Linked DNA regions of Mus musculus: region 1 is linked to region 2. Evidence: chromatin contacts called from ENCODE Hi-C or POLR2A ChIA-PET data. All regions are on one chromosome and are shown on one strand. The core of a region is the stretch at or near the end of the contact, and the rest is flanking DNA. Distances in the headings are between cores, read along the strand shown. Region 1 holds the start of Havcr1 (hepatitis A virus cellular receptor 1). Region 2 holds the start of Timd2 (T cell immunoglobulin and mucin domain containing 2).

Evidence for each region. A loop is a pair of places that touch in the nucleus more often than their neighbours do. ChIA-PET counts read pairs that join two places held with the same protein, here RNA polymerase II (POLR2A).
Region 1: a map of left cerebral cortex shows a loop between it and region 2 (2.1-fold over the local background). The contact joins the promoter of Havcr1 here to the promoter of Timd2 in region 2. A Hi-C loop is called at or near these places in 12 of 37 maps with a recorded cell type or tissue (CH12.LX, ES-E14, Patski and 5 more). POLR2A ChIA-PET finds 5 or more read pairs at or near these places in 1 of 5 experiments (Patski).

Annotation. Positions count from the first base shown.
Region 1 is chr11:46,749,725-46,752,467 of GRCm38, reverse strand. Havcr1 (hepatitis A virus cellular receptor 1) reads right to left here and starts at 1,300. Exons shown (of 8, transcript NM_134248.2): 1 at 1,243-1,300; 2 at 1-164. The coding sequence starts at 1,291.
Region 2 is chr11:46,697,524-46,700,384 of GRCm38, reverse strand. Timd2 (T cell immunoglobulin and mucin domain containing 2) reads left to right here and starts at 1,555. Exons shown (of 9, transcript NM_001161355.1): 1 at 1,555-1,842.

The sequences.
Region 1 (2,743 bases), core at 51-2,550, 52 kb before region 2:
ACGATGTCCATTGGTCCAAATAAGTGTATTTTGACAAGCAGAAGATGGGCATTGCCCTCGGCCCCAACATGTCGTTGTGATTCCACGATATGTTGAGTAAGTACATGGAAGTGTGACAGGGTGACCCACCACCCCCTTTACTTCCACATAAGAATCCACAGCGCCTGTGATTTTTAAAAAGGGAGAGGAAAAGAATTGGGGAATTAGTATTCAACATTTTCCTACAATTTTGTTTTTATTTCCTTTCAGAAAAATTAAAGGGGGTGGGACTCAAGTGGAATTAAACGTGTATTGTGAAAGAGAGGCGAGTGCTGAACAGTTCTGGCCTTTCTTTATTGTCCATGTTTCCTCTGAAGCCATCCTGGACTAACAAAGACCTTGTTTCAAAGACAATTAATGGTATTCCTTCTTTCCCCTCTCCCATAGAGCCCCTTAAATTAGAATGTTTTTTATATTACATAACTGAAAGTACTTAACCAAATGGGTACAAAGAAGTGGAATGAAGGCTGATTTTGACTAGCCATCATTCATGGAAAGCACTGTTTCTGATTTTGTTATTAATCTTTGACTATTATGTACACTCCACTGTTGAATGGTATTGATCAGAGATGCTGCAGTAGAGAAACAAGCTCACCTTCTTACCTCTAGAGAAGATGCTAAGCCTTCGTTGACCAGAGGAGCAGAGGGTTCAGCCTTCTTGGAAAAGACCGTCCCCAAACTTGCTCACTCCAGACACTTTATACAAACATTATACAAGGTTAATTGGAGCTGAGAAAAGTTCCAGCTACAAACGTTATCCTGTCCTTGCTTCTAGTAACAGCAGACAGCTCGTACAAATATATGTCCTTTTTGACCATGGCTAACCATAAGCAAAAGTAAAAACACCAGGTTGGGAAGGGGTTGTCTTCGGAACAAGGTTAGTGAAGCTGCATGTTCTCACATGGGACCAAGTATAGAGTCTCTAGACAGACATCAACTCTACAAGGTCCAAGACAATCTCAAAACAATTTCAAAACAATTTCTCAACATCTAATGATTGACCCAAACACAGCAGGTTCTTGTGAACCATGTTTACTTAGCCATCAGTTTTGAAATTCATACATGTTAAGGGAGTTCTTTGGACCTACAAATTATCCAGGTTCTCTGCTAACTATATAACCCATGATCAAACAAGCCAGAGGCTTGCCATCTCTCCTGCCACCTCTAGACTTCTCAGCATCCCCAGCCCATTGACTCACTTACCTGGGAGAAGCAGTATGAGGCCTGAAATGAAGACTTGAATCTGATTCATGGTACTGACCTGAAGGACAGTGACAAGACACTCTGGTTAGCTGTGGCATCAGCACACTATGTCTGATCAAGTCTTCATCCTGAATGTATGAATCCCACAGGCCTCTCCGCTAGGATACCCTGTCCTCCAAAATACACTCTTCTTTCCTGGTCCTTTCTCACGTACAGCCAGCCATATGACTTCTGGCCAGGACACAAATAAGGCAGCAAACAGAGAAAAAACTGAGGGCAGAAATTAGACTGTGTGCTCTGGGTAGAACTCTAAGCCAAGGCCAACTTTCTAATGGCAACGTCACACTTGCCCTCAGATGGACACAGTACTGTTTCTGCTCAGAGCCATACTGTTTGGTGCCTAGACCTCAGCTACCTTAAACACAACAAGATGGACTGAGCTAGAATGCAGTCACACATGGTGACAGAGACTATATCTTGCCGAGAGATGTCTAGAGACACCTAGAAAAGCACTAGCTACAGATCCAAACCTTAGATCCACAGAGCTCTCATACCTAGATTTCTTCTTAGGTAAAATAGCACTAATGTTTGCTCAGCTTCCTGAAGCATCTGCTGTGAAGGAGACCCTGAGCTATTTACTCACAGGCATCAAATACTCAAGAAATTCCTAGAGCAGCTACTTTTAAGCCCATTTACGGAGAATGTTACATGTCTTCAGATTCCAAGTTCTAGATTTCAACTTCTGCTTCTTAATTGCTAAACCATAAAAACATGAGTAAGCCTGCCTAGTACTTCATTAACTCCATTTCTGGTCAGAAGATTCTCTGACTTCCTGTCAGAGAGGAGAGAAGGCTGTTACCAGTCTTAAAGATAGCACTAGTTCTCCTGAGGCCACCATAAGCTCAGCATTCAGGCTGGGGTCCCGCACTAATCACAGGAACAGTCTCTACACGTCAGAAGAGATCAGAAAACCAGTACTGGGAACTGGTAGCCAAACACTGAGAATGCCATGGACACTAGACAACGTCAGAACATATAAAACCCACATGAGACATAACTATTTTACTTTCGCATATAAAAATAGTGAGTAGAACATGGTACCGGCCATTCTGTCCCTTTAAGAGTTCTATTAAGGTAGGTCATGGAAAGGGGCATTCATTGTCTAACAGAGTTGGCTACCATTTGGCATGAAATAACTCTCATTGAAGTGTCTCACAGGGTGTCCTATGGCCTACTCTCTGAAAAGGAAGGGAACAGACATTGACTGTGAATAGCTCTGTATGTTCCCAAAGCTAACTTTCTCACCTTCTGGAATTCAACTGAGTAACTAGATGAGATCTACCATGTTGTAAGCACCTTGCTGGTTGCTTGAAATCCTTTTACTTTTGCATTTACATGTTTGAGAAGAGCACTTGAGTCCATCCCAAACATCAGAGTTTGAGTTGTGGTTCCCTGTTGAAGCCACCCCTGTGAAGATCCTGCAGGGAGACTGTGGAGGGAT
Region 2 (2,861 bases), core at 306-2,805:
AAGTGCCATTCAGTCTGTAAAATTCAGCAGCATATGGAAAACACCTCCTGCCAAAACTAAAACAAACGCCTAATCTATCAATGTCAATACGGTTCTGGGAACGTCTCAAACTGTACGAACATTGCTTTTTAGTTTCTATAGTTCTGCTCCTGGCTAACTGGTCTTGTTAACTGAACTATGTCAACTCAGAACATGGTTTTTGTGCAGCTGGCTAAGAAAGACTTTCTATTGGCTTAAACCCATGTCCAAGCTGTCTTCACCATCTATCACAACCCTTTGTAAAAGTAACTTTTATTCACCAGATATAATTGTTGTCTCAGAAGCTAACTGCTGAATAAACCCATTCCTTCTAGCTCGTTTTGCTATGGCCAGCTGGTTCTGGCCCAAATCCTCTCCAAGTTGACTGTTTCAAAGTAGCTTCTCTCAGCTTTTGACTGAATTGCTCTGCTTGGCCTCAAACTAACTCTGGCAATCTGTTCTAATCTGGTTTCTTCTCATTTTCTGGCTCATTCTGTCTTTACCTGTAGCCTGTCTCTAAAAATTATCCTGGTAAAGCTCTAAAACTCTCATATTCTCTCTCTCTCTCTGTCTCTGTCTGTCTGTCTGTCTGTCTGTCTGTCTGTCTCTCTCTCTCTCTCTCTCTCCTCCCTTCCTTCCTTCTCTTTTAAGTAGCTTCTCTTTCCTGTGTTCTCCTGAGAGTTGGGCATATCCTCTCTTTGACTCATTCTCATTCATCACTTTGCCTCTCTATTAGATATCACTTTCAAATATGACTTCTTCCTTCTACAACTTTACCTTCATTGTTTGGGACTAAAGGTGTGTACCAAGGGTGTGTCTGTAATCCAGCCAGAGGAATTAAAGGTGTGTCATTCCAGCCCGATCACACAGACATGTGATCCCTTGCCACAACAGTTATGTTTCTGGATTAAAATTCCTCTGCGGGGCTGGAGAGATGGCTCAGTGGTTAAGAGCACTGACTGCTCTTCTGAAGGTCCTGAGTTCAAATCCCAGCAACCACATGGTGGCTCACAACCATCCGTAATGAGATCTGATGCTTCTTCTGTGGTGTCTGAAGTCAGCTACAGTGTATTTACATATATGTAATAAATAAGTAAATCTTAAAAAAAATTCCTCTGCAACTACCCAACTCTGGAAGCCTGTATAGTTACTAAGCCTGAAAAGCGTATGAGGGCATGGAGAAGCTCAGCTTAGAAAGCTGGCAGCCTCCCCTTAGCGTTCTGCAAGCAGGGACTTTAGTCTAGCTTTATTTGCTTAAACTGTTAATTGACTGACAGACCAACGTGTATAATTAGTCAGCTTTCACTTCTGCCTGTGCACCAGGTCCCTCGCTGGGTTCTATCTATATTCTATTCCTCTTTCTGACTTTCAGTTTATTCATATACAACTAAGAAAGCTGGTGCATGGTGCAAAGTCCCTTTCTGCTGAAAACTTTTCAAAGTCAGCATGATCTCCAGACCTGGAGTTTGAACTCAAGTGAAGACCTTTGCTTCGCCCAGCAGAAAGTTAGCTTTGTTGTTGTGGGGACAAAGTTTCACTATGTAAACGGAGTTGGTCTTGAACTCAGAAGATCCACTTGCCTCTGCTTTCCTGAGTGCTAGTCTTTTAAGTATTTTTTTATAATCTCTTTAAGTTGAACATATACAATCAGGCAAAAGGATGGTAGAACTAGAGAGACTCAGTTTTCAAACAAAATATTGAAGGTGTGGCCAGGAGATAAGGATGGAATTCTGGGACAGATTCCTCTTTATCTATCAGCAGCTCCATCAGCAGCAGAGGATTAGAAGGAGACACTAACCAGAAGCTACGGCTCTCTCCTAACTGGTAAGTTCCCTCTTCTGTAGGCTCGTGTTAGAGAGAAGCAATGAGGACAGTACTTCCTGGAGGTTCTGTGCCATGTGGCTTTGCATTTGAGACAATGTGGGATTCTATGGCGGCATTGGAACAACGATGAGTCTCTAGACATTAGGACAACTTAATATCCAATAGAGTTCTTCGGATTCTTGGAAGGTTGATCCTCGTTTAAATGGAATAATGGACTTTTTAATATATGAGCTATTAAAGCCTTCTTAAATGGAGTTAACATGAGATATAAGAAGGAAACTGTAGAAGAGAATAGTCTGGTAATTTTAGACTAAGCCCTAGATAATTAGGCATGGACCTATAGACCCAGATCTATAGCATCAAATTGGCTGCTGGAATTTGAGATATCGTGTTTGTGAACTTGGCAAGGCCAGAAAGAGAAGAAGATTTGCTTTAGTTGGAGTGTTGAGAAGGGGAGCACATGGCCAGGCTAGGCAAGTGGGCACCGTTTAGAGCTTGGTGTTCATGTGGATTTAAGAAAAAAAAAAAAAAGATTTGTTTTTATCTAATGTGAGTAGGTATTTGTCCACATGTATGTCAGTGTGGGGTTGCCAGTTCCTCCCCAGAACTGGAATTGCAAACAGTTGTGAGCTGCCATGTGGGCACTGGGAGTTGAACCTGGGTCTTCTGGAAGAGCAGCCAGTACTCTTAACCATTGTTCTATCTATTCAACTCCTGGATTTCATTTTTCTTTAAGTGTTGTGAAAGATACTTAGAGAAAAGCTTGAGATTTTTAAAATGTATGCGTTTATGTTGAGAATTGGTGTACTCTTTCTCCAGAATGCATATTCTGTGTTTGGGGAATTTCATGCTCTTTGGTTGTCTGACCTGGTATTTTCCCTCACTTCCAGATGCAATAGAGTGATTGTGTTTTCACACTCCAAAGCCCCAATGCTTCTCTCCCCCACCTACACTGTAAGATTTTAAAATGAGCCACGAGTCAGACAGTGTAGGAAACACATCATAGTGAACACTCATCA